Regions from separate parts of the Homo sapiens genome. Here regions 1 and 2 are each linked to region 3. The links are chromatin loops, found by intact Hi-C in ENCODE. Cell type or tissue: GM12878. All regions are shown on one strand.

Region 1 (8,000 bases), 98 kb after region 3:
GTCACATGAGCATTTGAATTTAAAGACAACTGATAAGCCAACAGCAGCCTTTTTTTGGCAGGTGTTAAATTAATTTGCTCTAAATTGAGCAACTGTTTGGGAACTACAAAAACTGAAAAGTTCAAACTATAAGGAAGTAGAAAGGTGATGAAGTTTACTAATACAGTGTTTCACACATTCTATTTAACACAATTCCAAATGCAAATGTTTAAGATGATTTTTGAAGAGAAACATCTACAATGTTAAGCTTGTCTATGCTAAACAAATGTAACTTTAATTTACATGTATCATCCTAATGTCAACAATATTTAGACATTCATGATTAAGCCACTGAATTCGAAAGGATTCTCAATAACTACATGTAATCTGCATCTGTGGCATTAGAAAGTAATCAAATCACTGTCCGTTTTCTGATGCAATGGAACATCCTACAAATTCATGACAGATATACTAAGCTAAAAAGCTTTGAGATCAGGTACAGTATAAATTTCATTTTTAAAGAATATACATGGATATACAGAAGAAAACATGATTGTATAGTCACTAACATATTAACGATGGCTATGTCTCCAGGTGATAGGATTATGAGTGATTATTTTATTGTTGTTGTGATGGGGAAGTAGTCTCAAAATACCTAGCTTAACAACCAGAGTACTACCACCAAAGCAAACTATTTTGTCCTTTCCTGTCTTCACATTACAAACTTTTTAAAGCTACCAACCAATATGAATTTGTCTGACTGGCTACCCACATTCTGATATACATATTAGAAGGAAGATCTTTTGGAAGATGGAAAAACAGCAAGATTATGGTCATAAAAGAATAATATGCTCTCAAAAATAAGCAACAATCATTAGGCTTTCTATAGCCACATACAATTAATTCTATAAGAAAGTTGGCTCCAACATTTCATCTTTAAAAGACTTTTTCCATTATCCTGTTTCCTGGTTTTCAGGTACTGTCCTTACAACAGTTTGGACTGAATATTCTTGTTTCCATTCACAAACATTTCTTTCTGAACTAGCAACAGCACTAATCAATAGCTACACTTAAGCCATTTAAGACTAAGCTTTAGATGTGTGTCTAATTATCTGGCAAAAATAAAAGAACCAAAGAGTTTCATGTTAGCAGCAAATTAACTAGATTTAAGGGTCTTGATTTTTTTCATAAGCCTTTGGAAGCCTGCATATTAAACACTGGTGAGTTTTAAATTCTCAATGGAAATGGTGATGGCATTTACTGAACCAAGCCAGCTCATATTACAACGTACAAAGGACATGATATAAAAACAAAACTAGCACATTTCTATTTTTCAAACATCACCAAAATGTCTTCTTATAAATTAGAATACTTTTAGACTCCAGTATAGTTTTCAACCATACGTATACCCAAGATACCGAAAAATAAAATGTGTGTACACATACACTTCATATTTTACATTATTGCACATTTTTTCATTTACTTTTTAAAAAATTACATGGAGAAAATGTAAACTTGAAATAATAAGTCCCACTGTAACATTGTCTACTTTATTTTTTTAACACTTGTACAAACTACACTTTCTTATTACCTTACTATGCTTTGTTGAAAGGATATGCTTTAGTCTTCAAGCTTTTAAGAATATTAGAAACAACATGATTAAATTCAAGTACAAAAAGTCCTTTAGACTATTCCGAAATATCAATTTTTATATGGCACAAGTCATGATGAGTAAATGAAGCTTTCCATATGCTGATGGCAGAGTACAGAATAATAGACAAAAGCCACAAAATTGAAATCTAAAGTATCAAATCCATTCTGGGGAATTATCTTCAAACATCTGTCATAATAAAAATATGCACAATTTTCTAAGAATCTTGGACTTTTTCAGGACTAGAACGCTATTTAATGTGCTTATACAATTTATGAAGTGATGACTAAAGCCCTAAAAATAAGTGTTTTTCCTTAATTAAACATGAGTAGACAGATACTCTACTCTCAGGCCATGTTTTTTTTTTTTTTTTTTTTTAAACAGTAGGCTTTGAAGGACAGCAGGAAAAAAAAAAACTGAAAACTTTGTATTCACATTTGGCTGCCCATTAATTAAAACTTCAATGGACTTAAGCAATTTGAATTATAAACTCTCATTTAATAAAACACCCACACAATGACAAGAATGAGACTTTAATCAGTTTTAAGTGGAGTTTATAACACTAAGAGATAAAGGGTTGTTAACAAACACAATAACAAATGGACATCTGATTGGGATGAGGCATTATCCTGTACACATCATATTGGTATTTTTGTGTATCCTCAGTGCATAGCATTTACACACAGAGCCACTGCTGCACAGCACAAGAGTATCTGAAGAGGCTGAATCAGAGTAAGGCTGTTTAACAGACTGAAATTTTTTAGTATATATATTCTATATGAAAACAGGTTGAACTTTTGAACTGGCAGGTAGAAGGCAACTCTGCCAAATACTACAGTTAAAGCCCCCACTTTAGTGCACAGTTCCACCCCTTCCATCTGCATGCATGACACATTAACAGTATTTAAAGGTAAACGAGGCACTTTGTGGCAACCACAGCCATCGTTATGAACATATTGCACAAAATTTCTAGAACTAAACATTAAACTTGTACCCTACTTTTATTTTTTAAAGCTGAAACATTTGATGCTGCCGGTAAACTCCACTTAAGTTTATAACCTGTGCCACAGCAAAGAATGGTGATGCTATTTATTCAACTACCCTTTTAAAAGTATGGCAAACATGTTCAAGAGGAGCTACAAAGGACTTGGGATGGTACAGGGCCCAACTGTAAGCTTTCTTAAAAGTGATGCCTTCAAGTAACTTCAGACATGTAAGCTGCTGCACATCCAAAAAGTCTAAGAAAATATTCCAGAAACTCAGAGATTACCTACAGAATGCATTTCAGGCTAATTATGAATACTGCCATAAATAAAGTTTTAATTAGGACTCGAAAACCTTTCAGTCATAGCAATTCTTGTCAAATTCTATGGGGATGGTAACTGAAATAAAGTAAGGAGAGTATGTATAATATATATTTATATATATAATATATATAATGCCATTTTTCCATTTCCAATGACTACACCATAAAATGTAAGCAAGGCTTCTCAAAAACATTGAAACATTCAAAATCAAAACCCTCATTCAGACCTTCACATTCCAAAGGAAAAATAATAACAGTGCAAAAGCCCATTATAATGTCATTATTTATGACCTGGCCCTCCATGTTACATATTGGAACAATAAAGTTACGTTTTAATATGCGGTGCCCGAAATTGTAACAAAGAACAATATTTATAACTATCTTCAAAACATGAAGTTGATTTTCATTTTAGGTAACAATTTTCAGCTTTTATGAAAGACAAGGTGGCATATAAATTTCAATGGTGAGGTGTTAGAATAGTTGTCTCTAACTTTACCAATTTAACTTATGAGCAATCAATCAATACTCTATATATCAATGTTTAAATATAAATGTGTAAATCCTAAGAGCTTTGTTAAAAATTTAAAAATTGTTGAATGAAACTGACAAGGTATGGAAAACGTGTCAACATTATTTACTAAGAATATTTTAGATGAAGTTCTGCCTAATCTATTTGCCATCAAACTCTATAAATGCTGCTCTAGTAGGTCCTATTCAATCTGTATTTGTAAATTAACTAGGTCAGACCACAGCTAGTGAACAATTTCAGCACCAATAAGTTATTGAAAATGGAATTTTATACCATTAAGAAACAAAATGGCTGGATATTCAAATGTCAAGGTGAAGGTATAATTTGAAGACACCAAATTTCTGGAAAAAAAAACCTTTTTAATAATATCTTCACATTAGCTTTACAATAGTAGTTGTACTCCGCTTAAAATCGTATGCAGTCTGGGCATATCAAATATATGATGATTTTTTTTAAGAAGTGAAATTGAAGCCCTAGTCCCAACTCGGGGGAGCACTATGAAGAAATGATTCAACACTGCACATTTAAAAAAAAAAAAAAAAAAAAAAAAAAAAACCCTATTCTTTCAATAGCAAATCAATAAAGCACATGTAGGACAATTTCTACTGAAAAATCAAATGTCTTTTTTTTGTGTGCAGCATTGAAAGTTTACTGCAACTCTAATTTCCTTTTTAACACAAATGTCCTTTTTAATATAAACATTATATGTATTCAGTATTCAAGTAAAATTCCCTAACAGTTAATGACATTTAAAAAATGTGCAAAACTGCAAAATTCATTGTAATAGAATGTGTAAGGTCAAAAGGGTGGAACGGCTGACAGCTATTGAATAAGTGCATCATAAATCTTCAAAGAAAAAAAACGCTTACTGTAGAATCTCAAATTGAAAATTTCTGTGCAGCATTACAAAATATTTTATATTTAATGAGAAAAAAGAAGCTTGCAGGCAGCACATGAAGCATCCACAGCAGGTATTATGATTGAAAACTAGTAAAATAAGTGTAAGTTGTTGACTGATGTAGGTACTAACAGCATCTGAATTTTAGCACTGGCCTTGATTACACAGGAGATGGAGAAGTCGTTACAATTGAGAAAACATATTTAATAAATCATTGTCAATTTTTATAATGTTTCAAGCCCATTCTTTGTTGATAGCCTCCACATTTATATGGTTAAGTCATTGTTGCTGTGTTTCTTACCTATGACATTATTTTTATATCCCTTCATTTGTGGATCTTAAGATGTTGCAGAAGGTTCATTCCTGTACCCCAATACAGATTCACTTCCTTTAGCTGCCTTTTCTAGCACCAATATGCTTTAAAAAAAAATGCGCAAACAACAAGCAGTGACAGCGGCCAATTCCTCGAATGTCCAGATTAATAACTGTAGCATGCTAAAGAAAGGTGTGTGTAAATAGCTGGAGATGGTATATGGTCCAGAGTCCAGCATAAAATTATTTCCTTTCTGAGCATTCCCTCCATTCCCCTAACCCGAATACATGCATTAGAATGTAGCAAAACCCTTCGGAAACCTCTCTTAGCCAACTGCAAACTTATCTGTTGCCACAAGTGCAAAGGGGTAGGATGTGAACCAGTATATCACAAAGCTCTTTAGCCACTTCAGTTGGTGACAGAACACAAAAGGAAAAAATTCCTACGTATACACATCAGTCTGTCTCCACTTTTTATAAAACTGGAATAAAACGGGAAAGTGCCATCTTTATTAATCCTAATTGAATTTTAAATGTCCTTTTGACACAAAAAGGTATATACATGACACAGCTACACAACCTTTTTTCAACTGGACAACAAGTGTCAAAACCCTGTGGATGTATAGGGTAAAACAAGATTGGTCAGGAAAAGAGAATTGTTCCTATAACTGGTAATCTGACACAATGTCCTATTGCCATTAAAAAAAAAAAGGTCCATTTTCAGTTTATTCAAGTTTATTTTCATGGTGTTTTATCCCTCTTGATAAAAAAAAATTCAGACTTTTGTAATTTGTGTATGCTGATCTTCATCAAAAGGTTCATTCTCTGGATCAGAGTCAGTGGTGTCAGAATATCTATAATGATCAGGTTCATTGTCACTAACATCTGGTGTTACAGAAGTTGAACTGCTAGCCTCTGGATTTGACGGCTCCTCTACTGTTTTTGTGAAGTACAGCTTCACCTAGAGAAAGAAAATTTAAAATGAAAACCCACAAATATGACTCATCTTAAACTATTTAGTGAAATATATTTTTAACAGATTTTTTATTCCATTTTGCAGATGAACATATTAATTTTTAAGCACTGTAACAAACATGATCTTTAAGAGGCCTTTTAAATGACCCTCTTCTTAAGATGTTCAACATTTTCTTTCTTGCTAGGTACTAAACAGATAAACTATCAGGATGTTAATACAATTTATTTATTTTTATTTCTGGAGACAAGAGTCTTGCTCTGTTGCCAAGCTGGAGTGCAGTGGCATGATCTTGGCTCACTGCAACCTCTGCCTCCCGGGTTCAAGCAATTCTCGTGCCTTAGCCTCCCAAACAGCTAGGGCTACAGGTGTACACCACCATGCCCAGATAATTTTTTGTATTTTAGTAGAAATGGGGTTCATGATGTTGCCCAGGCTGATCTCAAACTCCTGAGCTCAGGCAATCTGCCTGCCTCAGCCTCCCAAAGTGCTGGGATTACAAGTGTGAGCCACCACGCCCAACCTCAATTTTATTTTTTAAGGAATATAAGTGGCAAATATTAACTAAATAATTATACAAAATAAATGCAGATTGAAAGTCATCAATAGTTTACATAATATAGCATTTGAATTACAAAATTCAATTCACAAACAGCTGAGTTCAAAAAGAATGTTTCTCTTACTACCTATGTGAAAAATCAATGTATTTCTTTGTGTGTGTGTGTGTGTGTGTGTGTGTTTTTGAGACAGGGTCTTGCTCTGTCACCCAGACTAGAGTGCAGTGGCATCTTCACAGCTCACTGCAGGCTCAAACTCCCAGGATCAACCTCAGCCTCCCAAGTAGCTAGGACTACAGGTGCATGCCACCACACCCAGCTAGCTTTTATATTTTTTGTAGAGATGGGATTTCACCATGTTGCCCAGGCTGGTCTCAAACTCCTTAGTTCAAGGTGGGAGGCCCACCTTGGCCTCCCAAAGTGTTGCGATTTTAGGCGTGAACCACTGTGCCCGGCTTCAATGTAGTTTTTGATATAAACAACACTACACAAACACAAACTACTGATCAACATTGATATTTGGGATTTATTAGCCCTAAAAACTTTACCTAAAGGGAGGAAGGAGAGGGACATTAACATAATACAGTGGTCTATAACAGAGAGTCAAGTGCCTTTACATGCCTAGTGAAAATAACTGTCAAAACAACCTTACATGTTAGGTATTTCCATTTCCAAGGGGAGGTAGCTAAGGCCCAGAAAGGTTAGGGAACTTGTTAAAGGCTACATATCTATTAAAAGTAGGTAGTGGATGTGAGATTTAAATCAGAAATGACTTCAAATCCCTTCTTCATTATATTATATTGACAGCCCCTCCCTCCCCTATTATCCAAGAGTCATTATCAATTCTTCTCTTACAACCAACATCCACTGCATCAGTAAACTCTTTAAGTTAATCTGACAGCTTCTTGTTACCCTTCACTGCCACTATTCTAAGCAGTGAGGGGCAACAAGAAGCAAACATCTTCTCTCATCTTTACTAAACTATTCAAGTACCTCTTAACTGATCTCTCAGCTTCCTTTATTACCCCTTCTCCCTACTTTCCTCACTCATCTGTATTTTGAAAGCATGAACACAGGGAATATTAAACACAAAATTCAGATTACATCCTTCCTATGCTGAACACACACTAGTGTCTTTACACTTGGACTGGTTTTCTTGTCCACTCTGTTTCAGTCAAAATGACTTATCCACTCTTCAGATATACCAAGCTCATTCTCTTGTCTAAGGGCTTTTGCATCTGTACTCTTAACTCTTTTCCCAGATATTTGTATAACTCACTTATATGATTTAGGCCTCTGCTTAAATGTTATCTGCTTGGTTGGGCCTTCTCTAATCATCTTTGCTAAAAAACAAAAAACATACAAACCAAGATTACTTTCTATCCTGTCTATTTTTTATAGCACTTACTACTATATGACATTGTATTTGTTTACTAATAATGGAGTTTTTATTTGTAATCACAAATATAAAACATCTTGCAATATTAAAATAGAAAACAATAAAACTAAAGGGAAAAAGACATTTTAAAAGTTAATGGCTGAGCAAAATGCAGATTTAGAGAAAAGAAAGGAAACCTGTGGATTCTAAAGAGAATGTCTAGCCCGGAGGACATGATGTTAAGTAAAATAAGTCAGGTACAGAAAGATAAATACCGTATGTTCTCACTCATATATGGAAGCTAAAAAAGTTGAGCTCATAAGAGTGTGGTTATTAGAGGCCGGGAAAGGGAGTGGGAGGGGAGGATAGGGAGATGTTGGTTAAAAGATAAAAAATTACACACAGGAGGAATAAATT
Region 2 (8,000 bases), 130 kb after region 3:
TGTTTACAGGATAACATACACTCTTTTTAAACAGTTTAACTCTTCAACCTTGAAAGTAAAATGTGGAGTCATAATCTTTTCTTTCCTAACACAGCATTAATGATACAGATCTTGCCAAAAATGATCTCAGTAACTTGAAGGCAAAGAAAATGATGAAACATGAATTTATCTGAAGAGCCTTGGAGAATTCTTATTTCTTGACACGTCTACTTTCATCAGGCAATAGAATCTACAGATTCCATTTACTCTTCTTTCTTTTGTAAAATAGCATTTTCAGCACTTTTTACCAAAGTCAACACTGATTGGATATCAAAGATCATATAAAAGTTGCAAAGTCAAAGTCAAAGAGCATAGTTTCAACTTGTTATTTTAAAAGTTAAATAGCAGTCTTTTCATTAAAATTTAGTATTGAACAGAACTAAAGCTTAATTTTGGTTAATTTGTACCACTTAGATTTATTCATTGCTCTCATGTAGTAGCCACTGGTTTTTGCATAAAAAAGTGACATAGTTTTCATGAAGGTTCTTTTACATTCTGTCTAAAAGAATATATTTCAATGTAATAAAAACTGCAAAATTTTATGTACACTATGCACATTTTTTGAGGGGAGAACATTTATACCTTCCATCAGACTTTAAAAGGAATGTAACACAATTTAAGACCCCCTGGCTTAAATCTAGTGTTCTGCGCCTCCACATTACAAAATTTTTCTATTTTATTACAAAAAATTTTTTACCTTTTTTTCCACTACCAAAATATATGCTGCTCATCAACTCTGTTTTAAATTTCTACCATCGCTTTTGCTACTGCATTTTTTTTTTTTTTTGAGATGGAGTCTCCCTCTATCACCAGGCTGGAGTGCAGTGGCACAGTCTCGGCTCACTGCAACCTCCACCTCCCGGGTTCAAGCGATTCTCCTGCCTCAGCATCCTGAGTAGCTGGGATTACAGGCACGCGCCACCACACCCAGCTAATTTTTGTATTTTTAGTAGAGATGAGGTTTCACCATGTTGGTTGGCCAGGATGGTCTCGATCTCTTGACCTTGTGATCCGCCCGCCTCGGCCTCCCAAAGTACTGGGATTACAGGCGTGAGCCGCTGTGCCCAGCCTGCATTTTTAATCAGTAAAAGCAATTGTTTCCCTGCAGATGATAATGGGATAAATCAAAGTAAAAATCTTTAGATCCTCAGCTCTATAATTCATGCCAGTGCTATCATTCCAAGGTGCAAACAATATGCAGAAATGTAAGGCAATCTACCATAATCTTCAACATTCACCAAAATTATGCACTAATGTAAGATTCAATTTTGTAAACTATCAACAATAAACAGTATTTCGGCATCCTTATATATAATGCAAAAAAAGTCACAAAGGATAGGAAACAAGATATAAGAGGGGGTAAAGGAACAAGGAATCTATGCAATTACACAGCTTTAAATGATTAATACGATCATTCTATTTCTGTTTTACAGCTGAATTAAGAAGAAATTAGATTAACATGAAGGAGAACTCTCTAAATGAGTTTTTCTATCTATCTGGAGGGGCTTAGGCTTTGTCCTTCTTAGAGATGGAAAAATGTACAAAATCTCTTTGCATTAAATTTTAACATGTTTTGCCATACTTACCACCCAAAGAAATATATCAACAGCAAAATTAAATCACTGTAAAAGTTCTCCCAAGAGTTTTCTTTTTTCTTTCAGATGTACTATAAGAATTAAATTTGTCACTGATTTTTCAATATAGTCCTTAGTTTTCTGATCAAAGAATCGAGAATCTTCTATTAATCTAACTACATTTATGAATATTCTTATAAAAGAATAATTTTTATGGATTATAAAAGTTCACACTTTACTAGGTAATGGTATTTTATCCAAAGGCATTCTATGCTCAAACAAGCTTCAGAAATATAAAGCTTATTTTTGATTAATATGCTTTTTAAAAATGTTATTTTAGAAGAATTTTGTGAGACCAAATCTGCAATACAGTTAATGGGTAACATGTGCTAGTATGATATGAAAATGGTAGCGTGAACAGAAAAATGAAATCAATCAGTCATTTCTCATATAGAAATTGAGGCAGCAACTGATTTAAAAATTTAGAAGAAATAAGGATTAGCAACTATCTTTAAAACCTGTTTTCCAGGGACTGAGGGTGGGGAGGGAGGAACACAAGATGAACAAGATCTGAAGCTCTACTGGACAGCATAGTGACTATAGTTAATAATAACATTGTATAATTGAAAATTGTAGCTTGTAGATCTTAAATGCTTTCACCCTGGGGGGAGAATAATAATTATGTGAGGTGATGAATATGTTAAGTAGTTTGACTGTAGTAATCATTTCACAATGTATATACACATACATCAAAACATCATATTATACATTGTATTTATATATAATTTTTACTTGTCAATTACACCTCAATAAAACTGAAGGAAAAAAAGAAACCCAAAATCTGTTTTCCAATAAATTCTCAGATCCAGGAAGAGGAAAGGAAAAACATCAAAAAATAACTTACCTTTTTGTCTCTGGTCCTTACTTCCCCATAGAAATCTAGGGCCTCTTGTGCCTTTAAAAATTTGCCCCGATGTAATAAATATGCACATATCATTACACCAGTTCGTCCCTTTCCAGCTTTACAGTGAATTGCTGCAACATGATTGTCATCTTCACTTAGCCATTGGTCAAGATCTTCACAAAAGGGTTTGATAAGTTCTAGCTGTGGTGGGTTATGGTCTTCAAAAGGATATTGTGCAACTGTGGTAAAAAGATAACCTCAGAATAAGAAAAAAAAACTCTTGAATTTTTAATTAACAAGTAGGTAACTTTAGAAATGTTGCATACAAACTTAACAGGTATTTAAAAGAAACACTGGATTCCAGAGAAAAATAATGTATTGCTTAACTTTCTAATTGTTAAATAGAAAATAGTCTCTTGATAAGTCTTAAATATAATCATTAAGGAAGCCAGGTATTATTTTCCCCCATTTTATTCAGGAGGATATATTCTGGGAATTTACGCTATACGGACTGGTAGCATAGGTCACATATTAGAGGTAGAGCTAAACCCAAAATGAACTGTCACATGGACATTTCGTCAGGACTCTCAATGCAAAAGGAATAATACTATTTATAGTATTTATTTCATCATCACAAAACATATTCCAAAGACAGAATAGATTACTAATAGGATAAACTATGCAAAGAACTACATATTACATTTCATAAAATAAAAATGCTAAGTGTGTTATTTAAAGGTGGTCTTGCAAATGTTAGTGTTGTATACACATGTAATCATTAGGGAAGCCAAGTATTATTTTCCTCCATTTTCTGCAGGAGAATACATTCTGGGAATCTATGCTCAATGGACTGCAGCATAGGTCACATACCAGAGATATGTGAAGGCATACACCAAAGAAATTACTCACAAAATGTATATAATTGTTATCAAAGTTTCAGGTCTTCTCACATGAATTGTAAGAGTCCAAGACTTCTCTGTTCACTATAGTCAGAGTTGAGGTTTTTAAAAAAACTTGTTTAGAAACAGGACTATAGATATATCACTATTAATTGCTCTTAATAGTTTCTACCTTAGTTCCACTCTATTAAGATCCTTAAAAACCCTGGCTGATATTCAATGTACTAACCTGTGTCATCTAAATATGTGAGAAGTATGTCTTATATCTCCAATCAGGTGACTCATAATATGGTACAGGATATAATCAATTATCCTTTGGTGTGACAGGAGAGATCTTCTGGTAGACAATGACTATCATTATAAGGAGTCAGCAGGACAGCTTTCACTTAGTCATCTGCCTAACTTCATTTTCCCAGTGGTACACAAAAACCTCCAGGAAAATCTGTTAAATATCTGTTTAAAGCAAGATAAACCTCAACTAAAGCCTGCTTTGCTTAGTAAGCAACAGCCTAAATCCACCAAAAACAAAAACAAAAAAAACCCGTTCTTAGTAAACCTATACTAAATCTCAATCATTAGTGATTTAGAATTTTCAAACCATTTGTCTGAAAGTCCATTCTAGATTTTCAGGAGGGATCAATGGCAAATACATCAATAGTAGCTCATGGCACCCACTTTCTTTTTGACTATCACAGCAGCATCTGCCAAGCTTCTCAACTCTTCAGTTTTCTCATGGTTTAAAGTGTTAAGCCATGAGAACTGAGTTGTATTTCACAAATAAAAGTGAAAGTTTTTGTGGGCTCTGAGAATTAACTTATGTCTGAAGTAGAAACTCATTTAAAGCAGTTCCCTCCTCTCATCCATCAGACTCCTCTTATCAACATTTGTTATATCCTTTCCTACCTTTTATGTCATTCCTCAACACAGAAGAGTTAAGTAGTTCTGCTTTCTCCCTGTGATTGCTTACTATTAGACCAACTGCCTCAAATAGTAGGTAAACCCTCTCCTTATACTATTTTTAGTCTAGGAATTTTCCTAATTCTTAGTCTATGCTGCACTTTAGTCTTCCTGACAATATTAATAGCTTTATGCAATACTTTTTCCTAAAACACAACAGTAAAATTAAAATTTTTGAAATTTTTAAAGATAATTCTTAAATATGTATCTCACTCGATAATCTGGATGACTCATTATTGTTATGACAGTAAGATACAGTCTATCGGGTTTAAGTTATACAACATAGTACAGTACATTCATACCTACCTCTGCAATTAAATTTGGCGGTGTCATAATGTCTTTCAGCACAACTAAAAGAAAAGTTTAAAAGTGATATAAAGTTATCTTTTGCACTTAGGAAGAAAAAAAAGTACTAATACTAACAAACATTGCCTGAATCTTTATAATGTGACACATATTATGCTGTGTTTAACATTAATTATTTCATGTAATAACAAGAATTCTATTAAGTAGATACTGTTATCACCCCCATATTATAATAATAAAACCAAAGCTTAAAAGATTAAGTGTATGCAATTAGAGCTAATACATTTGCTTAAAAACTTGTGATGCCACTAATACAGAGTACTGTAAATTCAGGTGCTTCCATGCTTTCAAATTTCCTCTATGAAAAATCTGCATGCTATTGGAATATATTTTTAATTTTACAAGTACCTATAAACAACTGACTAGTTTCAATAGTATCTGTATCTCATAGTTAAGCATACATAATTCTCAAACTATTCTTCAAAAAGATATATGTTAAAAATAGTAAAAGCATAAGGACAGTAAAGAAAAACTGAATGTTGTTAATCTACTTGGCCAAATGCTTACTAATTTTTTTTTAAACCAGACCTTACTCCCTGTTGAAAAGCCAACGATCACCTTTTTCAACAGTCTCTCAGATTGCAAGTTTTAATTACAGTATGAGAGTAATGAAAGAATAAGTAAAATCAATACAGAATAGTAAAATGCTGACTTGTCATTACTAGAGTATGCTAATATTTGTCTTAATAGCAGTGATATGTTAGTATGTACTGGCTTTCTAATGATTAACAGGCCATGTTTACAAACAATAAAAGGCTCAGAAAGAGATCTTACATATCAGTGTGGTTAGCAGTACCCTGGTAACTCCAACTACTATGCAAAACAAATTTTTTAAAAATTACTTAAAATAAACTCTTAGCATTTTAAAACAAATAAAGGTCCATAGCTCCTTAACCTGCAATTTCAATATCCCAAAAGTTCAAAACATCTAAAATTTTCTCTTAAGTTTTATGGCAAACTCAACTACAGCAAATCCTGATCTGAAGTAATAAGATTGTACATAATATTTAATACACTTAGAGCGAAGAGTAAAACATTTCATTTCAGGTACTGACCCACACCCCACTGGGGTGTTTATGTAAAAGTATATTTATCTGTGCTACCTTTTGAAAACTAAAATTTCTGAAAATGGAAACATACTTGGCCCCAAGAGTTTCAAATAAGTGATTGTGAACCTGTATTGTACATTTAGAAACCCTGAAAAACATCTATATAGTTTCTTCTCTACCTTAAAGGTAATTCAAAACCAAATTCACATGAAGGTTTAACTAATTATAAATAAACTACAATCCATTGGTTTCTAACTGGTCAGACCTAAAATAAAACAACTTTCATACTACCACTCAAAACAAAACAAGCTTTTCCTTTTTAGTACAATTTAGTATATTGAGTTTTTCTAGAAAGAAAATGCATTTAGTAATGACATATGCACATATATGCATCCTTGCTAGTAATTTCATACCCACTGACATGAAAAACAGGAAAAAGAGGACTGACAAGACAGTCACATTTTACACTTTCTTTGGTACTTTTAAGATAAAAGGGGAGAAATTGTCAATAGTGAAGAATTCATAATGGAATATTTTATAAGGAATCAGAGATGTAGGACTAGGAAACACAATCTAAGAAGCTGGTCTCAGGACAACACAACAGAAAATAAACATTAGTTTTGTGCAGCTTCAGTTCTCTAAACTTCCCCTACTTTCTCAGGATCCCAGAACATGTGGTTTGACGAACACTCCTTAAGACTGCTTTAATAAAAATGCCTCTCAAATATTACTGTTAAGAGGACTATATGGACGGAAAGTGGAAGTAATGACTACTAAGTGTCAACCAGATGAACACACCTTACAAAGAGTTTCCACTTTTTTTTGTTTCATCCTCACAATCACGTGATAACTGTTATTATCTCCATTTTATATATGAGAAAGCTAAGACTTAAGAGCATTAAAAAACTTGCCCCAAATAACAGTATACAAATGAAAGAGCCAGAACTCAAGCTCAGTATCTCTGATTACAAAAGTCAAACTTTTTCTACTACTGTTCCATAATTCTACTTATAATAAAAAAAAAGTTTTAAATACAAAAGCAGTAACAAATTTCAGTCAAAGCCAGCATTCCTACAAGAGCAGTATCTGTCATAAATCACAGAACCAACAGTGACAGTAAAAAGCAAGGAAAAAGTTATGAAAATCTTCACAGGTAAGCATAGGAAATATGGGAGCAAATATGCTGGGACTAGTAATGATAAATATGCTCAGGGAATGGGGGTTGGTAGGATAAGGATGAAGACTTTCTTCTTAAATTAAAATCTCTGATAAATGCCCTCCTTCCACCTATACCTACTGACAGTTTCTTTTAAATTCTTTGTGGTTTGGTAGTGATAAGTCTCTCAACAAACTAAAATTAAAGATACACAAATGGCAAATGGGGTTTAGCCATTTAAATTTAACCATTTATGCTTCCTTATAACTAAAACTCAAAAGATACCAGTACCTCATATTGGTTTATATGAGACAAGAGAAATGAATAAGCATTTAAAGAATGAGTTTTTATGAAACAAGAGGCAGAAACTGAAGGAATAAGATTAACAGGAAAAGCTTCCAGAGAAGTGAGATTTGCCATAGAATCAGCTAGGTAGGCAGGTCTCTTCTTTACTCTCTTTGATGAAGCTATCACCATCTTACAAAAGAAAACTTAATAGATGAAAATTAGTAAAGCTAAAGGTTTACCACAAAATGATAAAGTATGTCAAATAAAATATGCACTGAAATATAGTAAATACCTTTAAAAAATTGGTATACAGTGAAAACTTAAATTCCTCAAAGGCAAGAAGTATACATCTCTTTATTCACTATCTCCCCTTCCCCATTCCTACCAGATTATACAACAAGGAACAAAAATAAAATATACTTGTACAAAACAAACTGATTAATTCAATTAAGTAACAGTACACCTGAATTTGCTTAATGTTATGAATGCCTGAAGAAAACACAGATATAAACAGATACAGTTAATCAGAAAGGCCATATTAGGAACTCTTCTTCACCCATGTATATCATAATTGCTATAAAAGATTTAACATACTATTAAATGTGGGTATGCCTAGTGCAAATATTTTAAGATCTTCAAATTATGTATGTTTGCAAAGACATATATATCACATGTAATACTATCCTAAAAATAAAAGAAATAAAATAGAACACCTGCTGCTTACCAGACTCACTTAACCAGAACCAGAAATACAAACAGAGGTAGAAA
Region 3 (8,000 bases):
AGTCTAGGGTAGCATTTTTACAGTGTGTTCACAGACCACTAAGCTCTCAAATTTCTATTTAAAGATGCCAAAGGACCCAAGATCAAGTGCTATATTCTAATATCTACCCTCTCCATTTCCTACCCCCTCCCACAACCACACTTTCTGTAGACTCACAATGTGTTAGTTAATTTAAGGCATTGAGTCCTGTTGTTAATAAGCTGACTTGCCCTTAATTATCACAGGCTTTTCCAAATTTCCTTGACATGCACTAACCATTTAACCTTGGGGAAAAGAATGGAATAACATTCTTGCCTGCCTGTTGTAGCTGTCATCATATTTAAATGTAATAAAACATGGAAAGTGTTTAATAATTATGGTGCTCTAGGCAAAATAGCAGTCCTTCAAAAATGCCCATGCCCTAATCTCCAGAACCTGTGAATATGTTACCTGACATTGTAAAGCAACCTTGTAGGTGTGATTAAAGTTACAAGCTCTGAGAAGAGAAAATTACTCTGGATTATCTGGGTGGGCCCAGCTTAATCATATGAACCCTTAAAAGTGGAGAATGTTTTCCAGCTAAGGTCAGAGAAAGAGACTTGACAAAGGAAGAAGGGTCATAGGGATGTGATACCGCTAGCTTTAGAGATGAAGGAAGAGGACCACAGCCAAGAAATGTGGGTAGCCTCTGAACACAATACAAGGCAAGGACACGGGCTCTCTCCTTGAGCCTCTAGAAGGAGCACAGCCATAAGGCATTCTTAAACTATGTCGCTTACCTTACCTACCTCATCCACTTACTACTTGTATGGCTAATGGCATGAGGAAGTCACTAAAACTCTCCGAGCCTTCCTGGCCTCCACTTAAATGGGAGTGGTACCCACAGAGGGTCAGGAGGCTCAATCAAATCTCAAATTCATTATCTCTTGCTTCTCATGCACAAGTCAGTGTCAGCAGGAGGCATCAGTGCTTCTGCAAAAATAACTAATTCAACATTACTTTGTCAGATCACAACCCTTCTTTGCTAAAACCTTCCAGAGGCTCCCTGTCTCACTCACAGAACAACCTCATGGACTTCCTCTGTTCTCAGGATTCTCATGACACAATATGACCCCATTTCCTCTGACTATAGGTCCTTCCTCTCTCCCCCTTCCTGATGGTGCTCCAGCCATACTGGCCACCTTGCTGTTCCTGAGGCACACCAGGCAGCTTCCAGCCTCAGGACATTTGCACTTGCTGTTTTCTCTGCTTAGAGCCCTCTTCCCCCATATCCACATAGCTTGCTCCCTCAACTCCTTTAGATCTTCATTCGGCTATTACCTTCTTCCTGAGGCCTTCCCTAACAACCCTATGAAAATTGCAATACCTGCCAGCCAAACATTCCCCATCCTCCCTTCACTTTAATTTCCGCCATAGTAATTTCATCTTCTCACATGCTGCATATTTAACTGTTTTGTTTACTTTCTTTCCTCCATTGGAATATAAGCTCTATCAGGGCTTTTCATGAAGGACATGCAAGTAGATGCTTGATAAATATTTGTTGGATAAATAAATCAGTGCATATACCAATCTGAAGTCACAAAATCAATATGAGCATCACCTTCCACTAAAGACATATCCTTTCAGTTATCGATGAAAAATGAAGTTGAAAACACAATAATCAGCCTGTCATTGAACAATGCAGCTGCAGCTAAGATCAAGTTCTTGACTGACTTTGCCGAGCCCAACCAATTCAAAGGAAGAATAAAAACATGGTCAAGGGACCCAAGACCCAGCTCTTATCCCCTACTCAGAGAAAACCCAGAGAGAACCAGCCTTCTGATGTCTTGTCCTTCCTGGTTTTGACCAACCTCTAAAAACCATAAGAACAGTTTGTCTCAGTATTTCAGTACTTCCGCTTCCAGGCCCAGGAAAGAGCAGGAAGTGCAGGGGCGTGTGAAAATCAAGAAAAAAGAAGAATTAAACCCGCTACACATGAAGCGCTCAAAGACTTCCTCTGTAACCTGTTGCAGCACACGAGTTTCAATGTGCTTTCACTGAGAGCCCAGGGGGACTGTGCTGTCCCCAGAATTTCGCACCATGCCCCACACTCTCAATGAACACTTGTTGCCTAAAAAAAAAAAATTAAATTTTAAGACCTTCAGTTTCTCTATTTGTATAAAGTGATTATAAAACCTACCTTATGGAGCTGTCTGATGATCACATATGAAATCGCATATGTTAAGTGCTTATGCAGCGTCTGGCACATGATCAGCATTAATTTTATGTGAACTGCCATTTTGATGGCAGTGGTGGCGATCTGATGGTGGAGGAGGTTTAGTTAGCGCTGGGTAGATTGTAACATATACCTATCCTTAATGATTTGTTCAACCTGGAATTTTGGACGGAGCCTGGGCCTGAGGAGTTGAACCTTAGAGTGATCCATTTCTCTTGGAAAAGTCCTGTTCAGTTTGAGCAAGAAACTCTGGAAAGGGGAAGGATGTATTTTAATCCCAGCTACCAGGGTGACAGGCAGCAGAACTGAAACAGCATGACTAAGCACAGACCATCTCCTTTCATTACATGGGGGGCTGAGGTCTTTCCTCTCTACTGCCAGGGACTGGAGAAAGGAAAGATACCCAGTTTAATTGCATCTGATAAACGGATAGTAAAGTCCAAGAGTAGACAATTGGAATATTTCCCCAGCCTTTTTCCTGTTAGGTTCTCAAAGCTAGAAAAAAAATGCTGAATGTCTTTTCCCTAACTTCATATCGCCATATGAAGCCCAGCTAAGTTTCCCTTGAAGTTCACTAGCCCATTTCCTCTGTAGGTCTACAGGGGCCACCTGCCAATGTGCAGGGATTAAATGAAGAAATAAAGACCTAAGGCCTTTCTAGAAGCTAAAAACCCTAGGACTCCCTAAACACTTTGGAGTTGCAGCTCCCATTGGTTAAGAGGTATGGATCGCATAGTTTCAAGCTGAGCCATGCTTTTCGGAATACTCTGCTTTTTCTCATCTTTTTCCACTATAGTAATACTATAAATGAGATCTCTTCCAGAAATAAAGGCAGAAAGCCCCAAGCTCGATGCTAAAGATGTTTGTGACAGAGTTCTGCAAGAATAGGATATTTGCAGTCTCGTCTGCGATAATCATTTCAGAAGTGGCTGCTGATACTGGTAGGTATGCAGTCAGCAATTGTGGTGGAAACGGGGAATGTCTGCTCAAAGAGACAGAATGTGCAATGACTCAAATGATTTCCAGCAATTGTCAATACTATTTGATGTTAGTCATTTATGCTACCTTTTTCTTATTTATAGATTCCTAGCTTTAAATTAACCTCCCTGATATATGGAAGTAATTTGGTCAGTAATAAGTTCCTTTGTTTTGGGTTTTTTGTTGTTTTTTTTTTTTAGGACTATGTGGCAGAGGAGACTCCTGACTTTCACTTCTCTAAATAACCAACAACTCCTCACTGTCCCTGTGTAAAGCTATCATGGCTGTGGGGAAGGAGAGACACTTCAAGGACAGCTCAGAGCAAAGTACCAGTTTAAAATCTTCTCACGAGAAGAGCAGCATCCTTCACTCATTTGTCCTTTCACTGAGGGTGCACTACATGTACTCACTGTGCTAGATATTGGGAATACAGGGCTGAGTGAGACATGGGCAGACTCCCTGAGAGGTAACACTCAGACTACATCTCAAAGGATAACTAGATATCCGCCAATCAAGATGGAGCAGCAGGCCAGGTATACAGGCTCAGCATCACTTTGGGCGTTGCTTTATCTTAAAAAGCTGCCTGAACCACTTAAAGGGACCCACTGCTGCCTTCAAAAGAGTACAGTGATATGCATCTTCCTGAGGTCTTTCTAAGCCACTTCTGGAGCTAGATATATGTTTCTCAGATGTCTCTGAAACAAGGTTTCCAGGCAACTACATCTGAGGCCATTGGTGCTGCAATATGACTGAAAGGAAAGAGGGTGTGTACTTCAACAGCCTTGCTGTAAGCAAGGTGGCTTCATCCCCTCCCCCCACCTGAAATTGAGAAACACAGAAGTGACCACAGTCCTAGGCCACTGTGTGCAAAAATGGGAAATGTCACTCATCAGGTCCTCTCCCACGTTTAACCAGAATCATCAGCCTATAGATTCGGGAACTGAGTGGCTTGACCATTTTGCACGTAAGCCATATGCAATTGGTCCAAAGGAGACCAGTGAGCAACAATTCAATTTAGAGTTCACTGAACTCTCTGGTTTGGGAAGGAAATTGCTAGTAATCAATTGCAGCAAGCATACAGGCTCAGGGCCAGGAAGAGAAAAATCACTTTAATGGGCAAAGCAGATGTTGCTAAATTCATTGCAAAAGTGAGATGGGCACAGAGCCAGGCCTTGCATGAGAGATGCTGATCTGTTCTCCTGAATGAACAAAACAGAGACATTTCAAAAAGGGGGGTTTCTATGAAAGAAGCCAGAGGTCTGTGTCCCTGTTAGAGTAAATAAAAGAAAATGCACCCAGGTGTTCAGGTCCCCCATACCACCACAGGACTTAAAGTTGTTAACATCTTACGAGGATTTTTAAACAAATCCAGAATACTAGCAAAAACTGCCTGGGGAGTCTTCATTCGGTTCTAAGGAGAGTATGTGGTAGAGTAGAGAGAACACGGGCTTTGGCATCAGATCTGTTTCTTCCATGAATTAGTTGCTTCCACCACCAAGAAGTTGTATGACTTGGGCAAAGTTCTTAACACCTCTCAGTCTCAGTTTCCTCCACTGTAAAATGGGCCTAATGTCATTTACCTTATTAGAGCAGTTGTGAGGACTAGTGATAATGTCTGTAAAGTATGGTAGAGAAATGCACTTAAGCAATAACATGTTTTCAGAACCATGAAAAGACTAGTGACACTAGGATGTGGGGAGAATTGGTTAATGACAGGGCAGGGTGGGGTGGGATGGGGAGAATTTCTGGCCCAATATTGACCAGCTTTGGCACGTGCTCTTGGTGAAGGATTACTTCACAGGTCACATGTTTCTTTGCATGCTTAGGCTGATAAAACATCTCTCAAGAATATAAGAGCTCAGCAAGTGTAGGAGCATAGCCCAAGAAAGGTCACTGTGTGTACTTAGAACATTTTCATGGAGTAGCTTCAAATGCAAGCCTCCTAAAAGAGAGTTGATTCTGATTCCCCAAATCTGAAATGTTCTTTACTTACCTAATTCCCACTCATCCTTCAAGGCCCAACCAGAGTCCCTCCTCTGAGAATCATCCCAAATTCCTCTGGAGCTCACCATCTCTACCTACTCACATATTGCCCAGTTTATATCAGCTGCCTTCAATCCTTCCTGGAACAAGACATTAATCCCATTCAGTAAAAACTTTAAATGCTACTTACTCAATTCTTTGGCCTGTCATAGTAAAGTGTCATACACTGATCATCACCTGAATCATGTGGTTCTACCCCAAATACTTAGCAACTTCCTAGAGTTTAGATATTGAACTTGCACTAATTAAAATCTCTAAATCAGAAGGCAGAGAGAGCTGAGGGCTCTGACACTTGACTAGTTGTGTGAGCTTGGGCCAAGTTTCATGGCCTTCTCAAGCCTTAGTTCTCTCATCTGTATACTGGAGATAATAATAGCACCTTCCTCCTAGGACTTGTGTGAGACTTTCGTGAGCTCGGTCCTGCAAAGTGCTCAGCACTACATTGTTAGCTGAGTAGTAACAGTCACTTTCCTGAAAGCTTCTTCACCCAGAGGGGCTAGCCCATGCCTGTGCACAAAGAATGTCAAATTACATTCACACCCCCTGAGATTTCCAAGCTACAGGCCATTTTCACAGTGGCCACTCTCCAGAAAGCTAAGTCCTGCTGAAAGTATGTTTCCAAGTTGCCATCACCTTTAGAATATTTCTGATAAGCAAGCAAAACTGCCTGTGGCCTTTGGCAGTGAATTTCTGGGGGCTGGTAAGAGGAGGATGTTTACCAGAGCACAAAGGCCAGGTCATAAGCAGAGAATATTTTGGCCCAGACAGATCCCAGAGAAGGCATTTTTGCCAAGCACAGACTCCATTCTCAGGTCCTGAAGTCAGCATTAGACACTAAACAAACCTTCCCGGGTTCACATTTGTTTACTTTTGGCCAAATGCAACTTCCTGTTTGAAAGGAAAAGGGCAGTAAAGCTTTCTATAGCCTTCTTGGACATAAAGGCTCTACTTGAAACAATTGATTTGCTAAGGATAAATGAATCAAACGTACACAATGGGGATCTCCCCTCCCCTCAAAATGTTCATGTTTCAACAGGGAAAGTGCTCAACAAAACCAAAACAAATATTTTTTCAACTGCTGGCCAATGAAGATTGTTTAGGCCATTTCTTCTCCTGAGAGCAAGAAAAACAGACATCAGGAGAGAGCTGAGTTACATGTGCTGTGTCAGAGAAGTCACTGCGACACACTTGGGGGTTGAGATTTCAGTTACACAGAAAGTCACAAAGTTGAAGTTCCCACAGCCACTCAAACCACATTCCCTAGCATGAACACAGAACAACCAGCTCTTTCATTACGTGACTACGTCCCAAACCACGTCCTTCAGGATCCTGAAATTCCCTCGGATGCCCATGCGCCCTGCACCTAGGTTTGAAAACTGACTACCAACCCCACATAAATCCACCATAAGATTTTACAAGGATTCAAAATAACTTACTCTGTGTGAGGAGGTGGGGGATGGGGAGGGGAGGTCTGTACTTTTAGAGCATCTAGCAAAGTTAGCATAAAATATAGACTTTAACTTGGGTTTATATATAAAATGAAGGTGCTCTCTACAAATCTTGAATCTCCTTGTCATAAAATATTAAATTTGTAAAGGACCTTAAAAATCTTCTGGTCAACCTCCCCCTATACACAAATATATAAATAATATAGATGAGGAGTAAAGAGGTCGGGAGACATTTCCTCCTTAGACTGTAGACGTCTTGCTTCTTAGGGCAAGAACTATTTTGCTTATCTTCTTATTCTTTAACACAGCATGAACACAATAAAGACTCAGGAAGAAAGTGACAAATGAAGAAGTTAATGAGCTGCCCTGGTCTGCAAAGTCAGGCTCAGCACACAGGACTCTCTCAATGCTGTGCACTCTGCCCAGTCCTATCCCTGTATTTCCACTAGATTGTAATCTCCTTGAGGGCTGAATATGTCATTTATTTGTTTTTTTGGCCATCATACCCTGTGCATTGAACTTTGCAAGTATTCAATAAAAACATTTTGAATGAGTAAAGAAATTAATGAATGACTGAGTAGATGAAAACACACAAAGGAGATAACTAAATATCTTTCTTGAATAATTTCAATATTACTTTGCCCCAAAGGGGAAATTCTTCCAGTTTCTAGGATGCTGGATTTAAGGAGAAGTAGATTTGTGTATATTCCATACATTCCTTTGACCCTTCCCTATTGGTGTCCCACTGGACAATTATAAAACGAGAAAGGGGCCGGGCATGGTGGTTCACACCTGTAATCCCAGCACTTTGGGAGGTCAAGGTGGGCAGATCACCTGAAGTCAGGAGTTCGAGATCAGCCTGGCCAACATGGTGAAACCCCGTCTCTACCAAAGCTAGTCGGGCGTGGTGGCACACACCTGTAGTCCCAGCTACTCAGGAGGCTGAGGCAGGAGAATAGCTTGAATCCGGGAGGCAGAGGTTGCGGTGAGCTGAGATCTCGCCATTGCACTCCAGCCTGGGCAACAGAGTGAGACTCTATCTTAAAAATAAATAAAACGAGAAAGGTAATTATAACAGGAAACATCACTTCCTCCCTCACAGTGCAGCCAGTTCTCTTCAAGCTCATTACCTACTTCAACTTTAATGAAAATGAGTTCGTCTTGGCCCACAAGGCCTTTACATCTGGCTCCAACCTGTCCATCTGTGGCCACCCTACCATGTTTTTAGACTTAAAGAGATCTTTCATGACTTTACGTTCGTGGGCATGCTGCGACCTCCGTCTAGAATACACTTCACCATCACCATGATTACCATGACTGCTACCATCACCACAGCA

Evidence for each region. Peaks named below come from ENCODE experiments on the same cell type or tissue, not always from the same donor. Only the 100,000 strongest peaks of a DNase experiment are listed, where the experiment ranks them.
Region 1: it touches region 3 in a loop (2.1-fold over the local background); 2 of 110 quality-filtered maps call a loop at or near these places.
Region 2: a loop joins it to region 3, with 6 times the contacts of the local background. A loop is called at or near these places in 2 of 110 quality-filtered maps.

The regions. Positions count from the first base shown.
Region 1 is chr10:87,962,923-87,970,922 of GRCh38, reverse strand. It overlaps PTEN (phosphatase and tensin homolog), which reads right to left. Exons shown (of 9, transcript NM_000314.8): 9 at 1-5,636. The coding sequence ends at 5,451. Among named protein-coding and RNA genes, the nearest start is that of PTEN, 100 kb to the right of the region's middle. In GM12878, no CTCF peak of the experiment used is centred here; no DNase peak of the experiment used is centred here.
Region 2 is chr10:87,927,769-87,935,768 of GRCh38, reverse strand. It overlaps PTEN (phosphatase and tensin homolog), which reads right to left. Exons shown (of 9, transcript NM_000314.8): 4 at 4,680-4,723; 5 at 2,518-2,756. Among named protein-coding and RNA genes, the nearest start is that of PTEN, 68 kb to the right of the region's middle. RefSeq lists a silencer at 6,534-6,633. In GM12878, no CTCF peak of the experiment used is centred here; DNase peaks (open chromatin) are centred at 4,168 and 6,493; H3K4me3 peaks cover 485 bases; H3K27ac peaks cover 3,882 bases.
Region 3 is chr10:88,061,012-88,069,011 of GRCh38, reverse strand. No RefSeq gene overlaps it. Among named protein-coding and RNA genes, the nearest start is that of PTEN, 200 kb to the right of the region's middle. RefSeq lists an enhancer at 6,531-6,590. In GM12878, no CTCF peak of the experiment used is centred here; DNase peaks (open chromatin) are centred at 3,169, 3,951 and 6,386; H3K4me3 peaks cover 1,573 bases; H3K27ac peaks cover 7,319 bases.